2 separate regions of the Homo sapiens genome follow, and region 1 is linked to region 2. A link is a contact called in ENCODE POLR2A ChIA-PET data. All regions are on one chromosome and are shown on one strand. Each heading gives the region's core, a stretch centred on a gene start or an enhancer-like site at or near the end of the contact. The rest is flanking DNA. Distances are from core to core; before and after follow the strand shown. Region 1 holds the start of MIR4453HG (MIR4453 host gene). Region 2 overlaps ARHGAP10 (Rho GTPase activating protein 10).

Region 1 (6,074 bases), core at 418-2,917, 4.5 Mb after region 2:
CCACAGTACCAGGAAAAGGTTACAGATACAGATGGCCTCTGTGCGCACATATGCTCTGGCTTCCTCAATTTCCCTTTGCCAACTGCTGGCCAGAAAGGTGCGAGTATTCACTTTGGAGAAAAGACTCCTCCGACAGAAACCTGCATACTTGCATTACTCGTACAAAGAGCTAAAAAGTTACAAAATACAGGCCTCCCTAACACCTTCCCCCCTCCGTGAATAAAGCTAGACTCCCTCATTGATAGACTCCCAACACTACTGGAGAACATCAGCAAAACTCCAGGAGGAAGCGCCGGCATCCTCCCACTTTCTCCCCCTCAATTCCCTCTCCCGGGGCCACTCACACTTTTAGAAAAGAGCCGCGGCGCCGAGAAAGTGGGTTGGTTCCCTTCCTCCTTCGGACTGAAGCGGCAGCTGCGGAAGGCTCCGGCGCGGTACTGAGGAAGAAGCGGTGCTCGTGTCGCTAAACCAGGCGGCAACCCGGGTCTCTTCCGCGCTGCCAGGGGAGGGGAGGCGGCGGCCCCGCTTACCTCCTCTTTTCCTCTTCCTGGGTCTTTTCAGGCTGCGGCTTCTGCCCGTCCAGGGCCACTTCTCCCGGGACAGTCAGGTTTGGGAGACTCCGGATTTTGTTTTTGTAAAGTTTCCTCTGGGTGGAGGCTGCGGCCGGCCCCCCGGGTCCCCCCCGGCCCCGCCGCCCTCGGGACTGGGGCGGGGGAGGGGGGCTCTAGGAACTCCTCCCGGAGTCCAGCCAAGGAGCCGGGGGGCCGGCGACTGGCCAAGGGAGAAGACCCCCGGAGGGGGCTGAGGGGAGGGGGAAGGTGAGGAAAGGACGGCGGCGTCGGTCCTGTTCTCTCCGCCGCCCCAGCCGCCGCTTCACATCGGGGTCCCCGCCCCCCCGGCCGGGGGGTGGTTGCCGAGCTTGGTTGGGGCCCCGGTTCATACACTCCGGGGCAAGATGCTACGGCCCCGGGCGGGTGGCCGAGTCGGCGGCAAGGCGAGGGACCCGGCCGGCTCCGCTCGGCGCCGCCCCCGCTCCCGGCTCCCGCATGTGTCGCTGCGGCTGGGACCCCCCTCCCTACACCTTGGGGGTCTCGCCCCACGCCCCACGGGACGAGGCAGAAGCTCTGGCGCCTCCTCAGCGTTCTCTCACCGCGGAGCAGCTACCCACTCCCGGCCCGTGGTAGCCGCCTCCCTGCCCCCCAAGCCGCCGGCTCCGGCTCAGGCTCGGGCTCCGGCTCTGGCTCCGGCTCCGGCGTGTGCAGCCGCCGCTGCCGGCCGGGAAGGTGAGGGGGGGAAAGGAGTGCGGCCGCGGCTCCCGCTGGCCCAGGTGAGAGCGAAGGTCTCGGCGGCGGCCAGTGCAGGGGGACTGGATCTCTCGGATGCTCCTTCGCTCTCAGTCTCAGCGGCGGCGGCGGCGGCAGCGGCAGCGGCAGCGCCCGGAGCTCAGCTCGCTGTCTCCCTCGCTCTGTGCGGGGCTCTCGCCTCACTCCAGAGAGAGGGGCGGGAGGAGAGCGGCGCCTGCCGATGACGCAAGTCACCTAGCAACCGCTCTCTTCCCCCTCCCTCTTCTTTCCGCTCTGAGGCTTCCTCCGCTGGCCTTTTTCCCCCTTCCAGCCACCCCGCCCTGGGCGCCTCTGGCGCGCTCTGATGACGCTCCAAGGGAAGAGGAAGTGGGGATCGGCGAGCGGGTGGGTGCGCCTCGGGCCGCGGGACTCGCAGCCGCCACCGCCGCTGCCGCCTCTACGGCCGCGTCAGAACTGAAGAGAGGAAGGGGAGGAGCCGAGTCGAGCCTAAGCTGCCGCCCGATCTTACCCCTGACCCGAGGGCGGCCTGGAGAGCTTGGTCTGTAGCGGTTTCCTTCGGGGCAGGTGGGGACTGCTCCTTTGGGAGGAAGGAGGAGGCCCAGGCCGCGTCTTCAGGCAGCTGCGCGCACCACCCGAAGGTGAGGCATTTGGCCCCAAACAGACCCTCGAAAAGCCGGACTGATCGAGGAGTTACCCTACAGCCTGATCTGCACCTGCTCCAGGGAGAGAGCGCCCCACCCTTCCCGTGGCGTGGGGTGAGACCCAGCGTTGGATAACGTGTGGTCGGGCCGAGCAAATGTTTGATGAATGAATGAATGAATGAATGCCTCTCTCACGTGGCACTCGTGAAGCTCAGAGGATATGGTGGAAGTGCAAGCGCTTTGTAAACTGCAGTGCATTGTAAAAATGAGTTGTAATACATTCCTCCCCTCCCCCTAGCCATGAAAGGAAACAGGGGTGCGGCTTGAGTACAGAGTCACAACCTGAGTCTTTAGTGGAAAAGGAGACGAAATGCCGAGCAAGGGAAGGGACCCATCCTCGCGCAGATTGTTAGGGCGGCGGGAAGGGAGGATTGGAAGGGAGCCATCCTCTGGGAGATTGCTGAAGGATTTTTGACTGTCAGGGGAAGAATTTAATAGTCCCTCACTTTTACGAATGGTTCTTTCTTACGGTTTGGAGCTTTCGAGAGCTTCTGGTCTTGGTTCATCAGTGTACGTTGTCATCAAGAAATGTTGGCCTGTTTCAGGTCTGACTCAAAGGTTATTTTCTTTCTAAAATAAGTGTTATTACTATTATGCAGCTTTTCCTACAGATGTTATCCTGGAAAGGAAAGTTAAGTAGAAACTCATGAAGTTTAAAGTGTAGTTCTCTAGGAAAACAAATTTAAGATAAAAGGACCAGAATCCTCAGAAATCTGTCTTCAGTGAATAGTATGAGAAAAAGATTAAAGCAGCAGCAATGATGAAAGCAGATTCCACAATTCTGTCCCTGGACCCTAGTACACTCTACCTCCTTGGGAAGCAGTAGTAATGGATTTTACAAGTCTTTCCACCTGGAGGAGGGGGTAAGGTAGGAGCAAGTGTATTATAGACAAATGTGGGAAGCTCTGGGTTTCTCCCACTACTGCCACTACCATCTGCAAACAGTAAACTAAGGAAACTTTTAACTGGGTAAATCCAAGGGCTCGTGTTCATTAAAATGCTGCGGGAAAGGTGGTGAGAGGGGCAAAGGAGGATGTGGCAAAACCAAGGAGAGACTCACAGACTAGCACCTGACCCTACTGCCCTTGACCTGAAGTTCCAAGAGCCAGGTTAAATATCCTGCTTAAATTACCCTGGATTTTTCTGTCTTTACGTGACCAATCCCCTGCTACAGCCTTCCAAATAAGACTCACAGGTAATCAGACCAACAAGTGATGGTCTCACATGGCTACAAAATAAATATTTTTTGTTTTTCCCCCTCTTCCTATCTTACAACAGGGGAATGGTGGAAATTAAAGGAGTAAAACACACAGATTTAGGGGATTTTGTGAAGCTAAACACCTCAGAGAGTTTAACCTTTGTAGGCTTTGAAGGAAAAGAGTGCAAACATCAGAGTTCTGCAGCCCAGCAGAGAACACCTCCAGTTAAGTGTGTACCACATAGGGTTTTTCAGCAGCGTGATCTTCTGTTTTCATTGTCAGTGGCTCCACCTTACAACCTCAGTGCTGAGGAACAGAAGGGCACTCAGGAGAGCCTGAGCCACTTACTTAGAAAGTATTTAATAACAGCACACTAAGCTTACTGGGCTAGATACCCACCTCAGCACCCAGCTTGATAACAGGAGGAAACAGCTGGAACTGGAGACTGGAGAGAAGGAAGTTCATACATTTCCAACTTGGTCTGCATCTCTTTAGTTCCTTGTATTGCTTATTAATCCAGAGGAGAAAACAGCTAGTTAATTAAAAATTCCAAAAAATCTGAAGTTTTAGCTAATAGTTACTTCCCTGGTTCATCAATTTAAGATAAGGATCTAAATACTGTGTTAAAATATAGAAAAACGGAGACTCTTATAAGGTTTTTGACCTCTACACTTGAAAGTGAGCTCTTACAAGAAACTAATCAGTGTTTCGTTATTCCATATCAGTGGCTTTTACTGTCAAAGATTGTGTAAGCTAAATTATCTGGCAAAATTTTGCTTTCCAGAAATACTATCTATATTAATTTTAACATTTTTATTGTGAAATATAGTTTAAATACATAAAGCAATTATATAGTATAAGTGATTATAAAGGAAACCACCATGTAACCAATCAACCAGGTCAAGAAATGGAATATTTCCAGCAACTCAGAAGTTCCCCTCCCTGCCATGACCTTCCCGAACACAACTCTTTCCCTCCCTCCTAAGTGTAGTCATTATTCTAACATTTGTGATAATCATTTCCCTGCTTTTCTTTGTCGCTTTGTCGCAAGCATGCATCCCTAAACAATATATTGTTTAGTCTCACTCTTTCTTTTGAACTTTATGTAACTGGAACAATATAATATGTAATCTGTTGTTCTTGCTGCTTTTGCTCAACATTGTTTTTAATTCATATGTTGTTCAGGTTGTTCCTATAGCTGTAATTTGTGCATTTTCATTGCTGCATATTACAGTGTCCCATTATAACAATATGTGACAATATGTTTAGCCATTCTATTGCTGATGGACATCTGGGTTGTTTCCAGTTTAGGATTGTTATAAATGCTAATGTGAACATTCTTCATATATGTATTCCATCACATCTACGTCAGTTTCTGTATAACATATACCTGGGAGTGTAATATGTATCATAAACTTGAATAAATAATGCCAAGTTCTTTTCTAGAGGGTTACACAGTCACACTAGGTATATATGAGTCCCATTGCTCCACACCTTCACAACACTTGACATTATTGGTCTTTTTGGTTTTGCCAGTCTGGTGGGTGTATGGTAATATATCATTGTGGTTTTAACTGTCATTTCTCTGATTACTGATGCTGTTGAGGACCTTCTTGTATACAACTAGCTATTTGGATTTACATTTTTGTGGCGCGTTAGTATCTTTTCAATGTCTAAGTCTCTGAGATGCCCAACTTTTCAATATCCTTTCATAGTCCACATTTGAACAGGTAAAGTAATGTTATGGGATGTTTAGGGTGTCGCTTTTCTGGCCAGAAACCTCTGTAGCCTGTGGCGCCTTTGCACAAGTCTTGCTCAGGCCCACTGGGCTCATTCCACCTACTTGGCCTGGCAGGCTGTGCTCAGCTTATGCTACCGGCCTGGATCCCACACCTGCCAAGGGCAAGTACGGCGTGGAGTGGCAAGGCATGTGTGAGCGAGCGTGAGGTCTGGCTACTGCGCAGTCAGACACACCAGCTGCTGCAGTGGGGCGGGCAGCTCCAGATGCACCAGCTCTCTGCAAGGCTGTGGCTGGACCAGGCATACTGCAAGCAGCTTCCACAGCTGGCACCAGGGAACACATTGGCACCCGGAAGCTTGGAGACGCCAGGAACTGCAGGGACCCAAAGAGGGAGTCACAGTGTTGGCTTGGGGAGCTCCCAGGTCTGGGCTCCCCAAAAGGCCACAGCCCTTCCCTCCTCTTCACCCGCAACGTGGCAAGCAATGGGGATGTCTCAGCCCCATTTGTGTTATATCTCGTTTAGCCTCGCCATCTGGCAGGTCCCAAGTTCTTGTCCCGTGACCAGGAAGAATGAGGTACACAGACAAGTGGAGGGTGAGCAAGATGTTATTGAGTAATGGAACAGCTGAGAGGAGACCCACAGTGGATAGCTCCTTTCTGCAGCCAGGGTGTCCCAGTGAGTGTTCAGCTGCTAGCAGGGAGGGCAGCTCCTTTCTGCTAGGCAGGTTGTCCTGATGAGTTTTCAGCTCTCAGCAGAGAGGAGAGCTCCTCTATGCAGGAAGGTTGTCCCAACAAGTGTTCAGTTCTCAGCAGGGAGGATAGCTACTCTCTGCACCTGGTCATCCTAACAAGTATTCAGCTAGCGGCAAAGAAGGTAGCTCCTCTCTGCAGCTGGTCATCCATCGCCTGCTCAGTTCTGACTGAGCCCCGGGCCTCAGGGGAGGAAGTGCATGCTGATTGGTCCTTGGGCAGGCCTAGGAAAAAGCACCATAAGTTCCCCCTCTAGTGTGCAGGATGGGCAGTCCAATCCCCAGGCTTCAGGCCTTCCCCAGCCTAAAGGTGGGACTTCACTGGGAACCCGCTCCTTTCCACACTGGAGCCTGTCTGCCTCCTACCACTTTTCATGGCA
Region 2 (6,790 bases), core at 342-2,841:
ATTTCACTAATGTGTTAGCTTCTGCTCAGAGACCTGGCAAATGAGAGTTTAGAATCTTTCATTGCAGTGCAAACTTCTGATTTGATCTCGTATTGTATAACCGTAGTGAAATATCTTGGTATTTGGGGGATTTAGTCACTTCAAATAAGCATTCATTTCTTTTCTTAATGCGTATTCTCCTCGCTCTACCCTTTTGAATTTAGATTGCATTCAGTGCTTATACAGGCTGGAATCAGGGGCTTGTATCTCTAGTGCTGCCCAAAGCCTGACCTGTGTATATTATGCAAGAAATGTTTGTTAGATGCAGGAGTTCTCTGGTGATTGGTGCAACTGGTGTCGAGTTTTAACAGTTAAGGCCCCTACTCCCTTCCCCCTTTCTGAAATGTTTGTGATCTGTCGCTGCCAGAATGTTTTTAATATGCGTGGAGCGTAGAGTCTGGTACTGGAGGCGACTGGATCACAGTTTGAATCAGAAGCAGCATGGACTGCTGATCTGTTCCATTTTCTAAAAATACACTTTGTAAAGTAACCACATATACAGCACTGTCATAATTTCATGTTTTGGGGTTTGGCCCCACTGCTGCACGTGAAAGCTACAAGGTCTTTCCCCGAAATTCAGGCCCATGTTTCCAAGCAAGAGTGTTGACTCTTTTTAAAGAAGAGAGTTTCCTCATCCTTTACACAAATGCATATTCTTTCCCTGCTTACTGTCTTCCCAGCTCTTCCACCCACCCCACCTAAACACAGGAAATGCCTCCGTGGCGTCAGGAACAGTCAGGTAGACTTTCAGTCTGTGCATTTTCAGGAACGTGTTTCCAAGTTAGCAATTTGAAATCTTCATGTGCTTTTAGTGAAACACTCTTGTTTCTATTTGTCCCCTTTCTTTGAGAAAGAAGGACGGTGATGTTGGCCTTCCGTGCTGAAGATAGAGAAGAATCCTGTTTTAGGAGATGCCTTTTGCAGTGTAGTGTGTTAAGTTGGGAAGATAGCGAACAGATATTAGCAGTTCTGTATATTTCTTCTGTCTTGGTAAACGTGGTTTCTGAGCTTTTTAGGAACAGTTGACTTCTTCCTCCATTTTCGCAAACTGCAACTTGGCTTTCAGGAAACTTGTGGCACTTAGGTACTTTTTTGTACTTGGTCAGTAGCTTGGCATTAAACAGAATTGGTGGTTTGTGCTCATGCCAGTCTTACTAATCAAAAATCCGTAGTTAAAGGGACAACAAGAAAAAAAGGCAATAAATAGATTTTTTAAATGTTTAAATTTGGGAAATGGTAGGAAAGGACTCTCAAAAATTTCATTATGTTCTAGCACATAATGAGCTTTTAATTATTATTTCACTAATCACCTTTGATCTTTTTCCCAAAGATGTTCTTTGGGAAAAAGCTGGGGCTCTCCCCTGAACCACAGAGTACAAAAAAAATGATCTGGTGAGTGTTTTAGTTCTCCCAAGGATGATACTGTCAAGAACTGTGAAGGGTCTGAAACCGTACCCTGCTTGCGAGCTACCAAATTAGCCTACCATCGTTTCCGGGATGCTGGCAGAAGGCGTGGGACTCGCGGTCAGAGCCAACAGCCTCTATTAATCACAGCAATGACAGTATCAGTGTTTTCTTGTGCCAGTTCCCTGAGTTCCAGTTCCTACAAGGCAATGCAGCTTGGGCCAGGTCACACCTACATGCCTCAAGAGAGAAACCTGGAGCTTAGAAAACCCAGATCTTTTATGATGGGTAAAGCCCACTCTTTGAGAGAGAGAGAGAGAGAGAGGGGAGAGAGAGGAGAGAGAGAGGGGAGAGAGACGAGAGAGAGACGAGAGACAGATATGCCTTAGGGCTCAGTTCTCTCTTGGAACCCAGGTTGAGGAAAAGCTGTTAGTCCTTTGCTTATGGGCTGCCATTCCAAAATGCCTCGTGTTCCTTCAAAATGTTTTAAATAAAAGAAGGGAAAGAGAATATCAGAAATTCTCTTCTAAAACTAATACTTTCCTCTACCGTTTTTTGAGAAAATGTAGGTATTACATTTTAGATGATATTTAAAAAATGTTTCGATTCTTCTTATTAAAAAGTAACCCAAAGTTTGGAAGGTAAGAGATGGTTACATAACGAAGCTCATGTTTAGTTTTTTTTTTTTTTTTTTTTTGGCCTTCCAAAAAATATGGACAGGTTGCTTTTGGGAGACACTGTGAAACATGGCATCATCTGACGTGTACTGGCTTTAGATGTGAACCCATTACACGACTTAAGTATATTTACTCACTTGCCTCACCTGATCCTTCCCAGCCGACAAGCCTCTGAAAAATTTCCTCTATCCAAGCAGCTACTGTGCTGGTTCCCAAACCTTGTTTGGCTGCACAGGTCTCTTCTTTCACAGGCTTCCAGTTGTCCACACATCTCATTGCCTCATCTCCATAGACACTGTCTCCAGCCTTGCACGTTGCCCCGTCTTGTGAATATTCCAGCTTACAGTGTGTCTGCCCTTGTGGGGTTCTGAAATCAAAGGAGTTACCTAGTAGAGGCTTCTGAGACACACCCAGGAAATCACATGCAGAAACTTAAGTCTACATGGGAAGTGTGGGAGGTAATCTTGGTGAACCGGTTAGTGCTAGATCACATAGCGCATGTGTTAAATAGCAACAGAAAGATCACAAAAAAACAAAAAAGGTGAATGTGGAGAACTTGACCCTGGACAAGGACTGCTGATTCTGTGTTCCTGTTTTGGGATGAGATGGAGAAAGCCAGGGTGCGGGACAGGCAGGCTTTTCTGTTGCGTATCTGTCATTACAGTGGTTCTTTCACTTTCTAAAAACTGAGGGGTATTTTCCCTAAACAAACACACCCACCCACCCGCGGGTGTTTTCATGGAGGTTTCCTTTTTTTTTTTTAAAGAAAGATGTGAGGATCAAGCAGACAATACCTATAAAATTTATGCTCTTTATTTTTCAAGGGCCACATAAGTGTAGTCACATAGTTACTTTATCTTCTTCCTGTAACTGTCCTCCCTCTAGGCAGAGGGATGGCAGTCATTGACGATTTATGACTCTGAAGAGCTGATGGGGGGTGTGGCAAAACATCTCATCTTCCTCCATTCACACCCTCCAAGCACCTTGAATAATTGCTGGGAGATAACTTGGCAATTGTTTGGCTAACTGTGGCCTTAATTTCCTGCCAGGGCTTCACTCACGCCTACCTGTCCTTTCCGTTCCTGATTAGTAAGACAACATTCAGCGTTCCTTTTCTGCTAAAAAAAAATGGAGTGACTTTTGTGACTGTTGATACAGATCACTTTAAGATTTATAACAAATCTTGCCTTGGGATAAAATAGATTTTATGACTCCCAGATGAATGGCTGGATAAGGGAATTGTAAATAAGCTCTTAGAAGAATAATGTTTTTTTTTTTTAAATGACCCCCTTTTTTTCCTGACCAAAGCATAGGAAAGCTTCTGTGTATTAAATACCTACCAAGTCAATTATGCACCAGATTTGTAAAATCCACTTTTGGTTTTAGAGCTTTCTAATTTGGTTGCTCCGATGTTGGCTGATGGCTCCATGTCCCCGCCAATCTGCCTGGCTTCGTGAGATCTGGAAAAAGAGTTAAAGATCTTCCTGTGGAGGCAAGAGAAATACTTGAAGGCATCAGAGAACAACCAGTATCAATGTGCCCTTTCATTTATTGGTGTCGCAGGCCTTCAGGGAAGGTGTATGGGTTAGAGAGGCCACAGGGGGAGTATTGGGGGAGGTGGAACTGGAGCTGAGCCAAGGAAGGGCAAGATTAGAGCAGGGCGGGGAGCTTGAGAGGAAAGGCAAAGCTTGAGGCGGAGGTGGGAACGCCAGGAAGCAGAGCTGTGGCAGACAGGGTAGGCTGCTGGGGCGGGACGGCCCCTGGTAGGTGAGCAGGTGCAGGAGCATTGTGTATAGGGAGACAAGTGGGTAAACTTGGCCCTAGGTTGCTGAGTGTCACCGTGTTGGAGGATTGCACCTAGGGGCTGGCCAGGAGACCATGCTGGTACTGAAGAACACGGTGCTAGTTCTCCGGCAGGGGAAACAATCTGAGAGCATGCTGAGGAGTGCAGAAGCCTCGGGAAACTGCTCGTGGAAACTGGTGTACTGGTTTAGCAGAAGACGGGGTATCTTAGGTGAAGAGCACCTGGGTGCTGCAGACAGGGAACACGTGTGTGTTCAAAATGTCACTGAATGAAACGAGACACTTCTCAAGGGAATGTCATAAACCATAGTCGCCTCCAGTTCTGAGGTCACTGAAGAGTAATTCAGATTAACACGCATCAATTATTTGAACTCTCCCTCTGTGCTTAGAGGCCATTCCAGGTGTCTGTTCACTGACCTGTTTACATTAACTTTAAAAAAAAAGGGAAATATTAAGAAATGCTCTGGTCACCAGAAGTTTTTGCTGTTCATTGGTTTCGAAGTCTTTGGCCCTCTCTAGAGGAAGCCTGAATCCAGTGGCATTTTCTTCTGAATTGCCACACGTGTAGGAGCAGGTGAAAGATCTTTAAATGTTTAGCTGATCTTTTGCAGCTGCCGGTCATGTGCTTGATGCTAGATTCCTGTGGTTTTCCTTATAATTAGAAAAAGTGAATACCTTGAATGTCCCACTACTCCTTTGATCAATTAGATTCTGGTTTTCTAATTAGTGAACTCATAGGGTGCTAGCAGGTTGGACAGATTGGAGAACCTGGAGAAGGACAGTAAGACAGCTTGAGTTTGGGGCTGTGGCTGGTTTCTGGGTTGTTGGTATCCGTAGTTTGGGCTGCAGCCCCGGCAGGATGCAGAGAGGACTCTGTCCCTACTGGTCAGGCATGATAGGGGAATTAGTGACCTAGTCATCTGGGATTGGGATGTTGTGCATTTCGTGTTCTGTGGCCTTTCTGCTATTAATCCTGTCCTTCAAACTCCTACCCTTAGCCCAGGCCAGACCCGATCGTCTATGGTCCAGTGGCTTAACCCACAGTCTCCAACCACAACAAGCTCCAACTCAGCTGTGACACCTCTTTCACCCGGGTCGTCCCCTTTCCCCTTTTCTCCTCCTGCTACTGTAGCGGACAAGCCACCTGAAAGGTACGTGGTTTGGAGTGGAATGTGGAATATGGTGGCAGCACACACAGGGGGCTTGATGAACCTGAGCAGGTTCTTGTGTTCTCTGCTGGCAAAAGCTTGCCCAGATACCCCCAGCATCCTGGACTTCATGGACAGCACTTACCACCTTGTATCAGGGCCGTGCCTCACCCAGTTCAGTAGCAAGGACGTTCTTTGGAGAATTTGCCTTACATGAGACTTGCTTGAGCCTACTCTGTCTTTGTGGTGCTGGTTGTGCATTTATGAAGAAGTTCTTATTTTGGAAGAACTTCTTGCTCATGAGTATAAAGCACATTCTTCGTTTTAAAAGTAGGCAAGCTGGCACTGGAAACATTCGCTTCCATGGCATCCAGTGGCCAAGTCCATAGAGGACAGAGCTGCTGCCCTCCAGCAGCCTCTTCCACCTGTAGTGGCTCAGGTGCTTCTTCCTGTCAGTGGCTTCCCCCACACCAGTGAGGTGAGGCGTTTCCTTTGGATTTGATTAGACTGGCTAAAAGCATGGTTTCCGTCCTTTCCATGAACGGACACAGAGGTTGCTTTAACAAATGGTGAGAAGCTGGGCCTGGTGTGCCTTTCTTGGGGCGGAGGCAGGGTGTAAATACAGAAGACTCAGGCAAGAGCAACAAGCCCCTTCTAGAGCGGTGGCCACCCGGAGTGGATCTGGGCCAGTGGTTTCTCACCTGTGGAGTGTGGCTGTGCCGCCTCCTTCTGCCGGCTGGCCGTGTGTCTCCAGGTGCGTGTGCTTTTCCTAATAGACCAACTGAAGTGCTTGGAGATAAACATGTCCTGTGGTTCTAACAGTGCTGAATGGTAGGAAAGGGCATCCCACCAGGTAGGGAGGAGAATTAGGTGAAGTGGTTCAGTGACAGCTCCTCAGAGAGGCTCCCTGAGGAAAGGCTTGAATTGGAAACCCATCATTTACTTGAAAATCAAGTACTGTTCTTAGCCTGATGTTCACTTCCACGTTAATTTCTCTTTTGGGAGGAGTTGCCCTACTGGTGACATCAGTGAGATTTGGGGAAGGGGGGTTGGGGGGTGAAGTTTCTCTCTGTTTTCCACATTTTCATTGGTGTCTTTTGTATTCTCTTTCTTTTCAGCATCCGCAGTCGGAAGGCTCGAGCCGTGTATCCGTGTGAAGCAGAACACAGCTCGGAATTATCTTTTGAAATAGGAGCAATTTTTGAGGATGGTAAGTGTTAGTGGGAGCTTCGTCTGTTAATCCTGTCCGCAGGATTAATAAGTCTGCAGCATGGAGTGAGCAGTCAGCGATGGTGCTGTTGTCGGGAGGGCGAGTCTCCCCCTTGATGCTTTGGACTGGATTAAGCGGCTGCGTTAGGCTCCCAGACCCCAATGCCAGGGGCCTGTTGTTGATGGCTGGAATGCCACTATGCTTGCTTCTTGATTACTCTCTGACCCATCTCATCTTGTGGGTCTTCATTCAGGTCATCTCTCTCCTGACGGGAAGAAGCTAGTGTCACTTGGACTTAAGAAATGTTTCTGATTTGCACACTTTATTTTCTTTGTTCTCCCAGAGTTGCTAACCAAGTCCTTTAAATGCTTCGGGTTTACCAACTCTGAGTCAACAGAGGATACTACTGTCCTTAAAAATTTTTGATTTCTATTTCTCTTACCATTTTTGTGCTTTACATTTTTGCTGATTTGAACAGTGTGTGAGTCTCCAGATTCGGGTATTGACTT

The links. ChIA-PET counts read pairs that join two places held with the same protein, here RNA polymerase II (POLR2A).
Region 1: POLR2A ChIA-PET joins it to region 2 with 10 read pairs in T-cell. The contact joins the promoter of MIR4453HG here to the enhancer-like site in region 2. POLR2A ChIA-PET finds 5 or more read pairs at or near these places in 2 of 52 experiments (OCI-LY7 and T-cell).

The regions. Positions count from the first base shown.
Region 1 is chr4:152,534,597-152,540,670 of GRCh38, forward strand. MIR4453HG (MIR4453 host gene) reads left to right here and starts at 1,668. Exons shown (of 1, transcript NR_033797.2): 1 at 1,668-4,667. FBXW7 (F-box and WD repeat domain containing 7) reads right to left here and starts at 1,496. Exons shown (of 14, transcript NM_001349798.2): 1 at 531-1,496; 2 at 345-437. It overlaps MIR4453 (microRNA 4453), which reads left to right and starts at 1,832; the gene lies at 1,832-1,920. RefSeq lists a silencer at 532-1,321 and enhancers at 1,191-1,726, 1,432-1,791.
Region 2 is chr4:148,058,227-148,065,016 of GRCh38, forward strand. It overlaps ARHGAP10 (Rho GTPase activating protein 10), which reads left to right. Exons shown (of 23, transcript NM_024605.4): 21 at 4,922-5,074; 22 at 6,190-6,281. Among named protein-coding and RNA genes, the nearest start is that of MIR4799, 280 kb to the left of the region's middle. Within about 2 kb of position 1,592, at least 13 of the 41 ENCODE cell types and tissues checked have a DNase peak (open chromatin) inside an H3K27ac peak, as active enhancers do.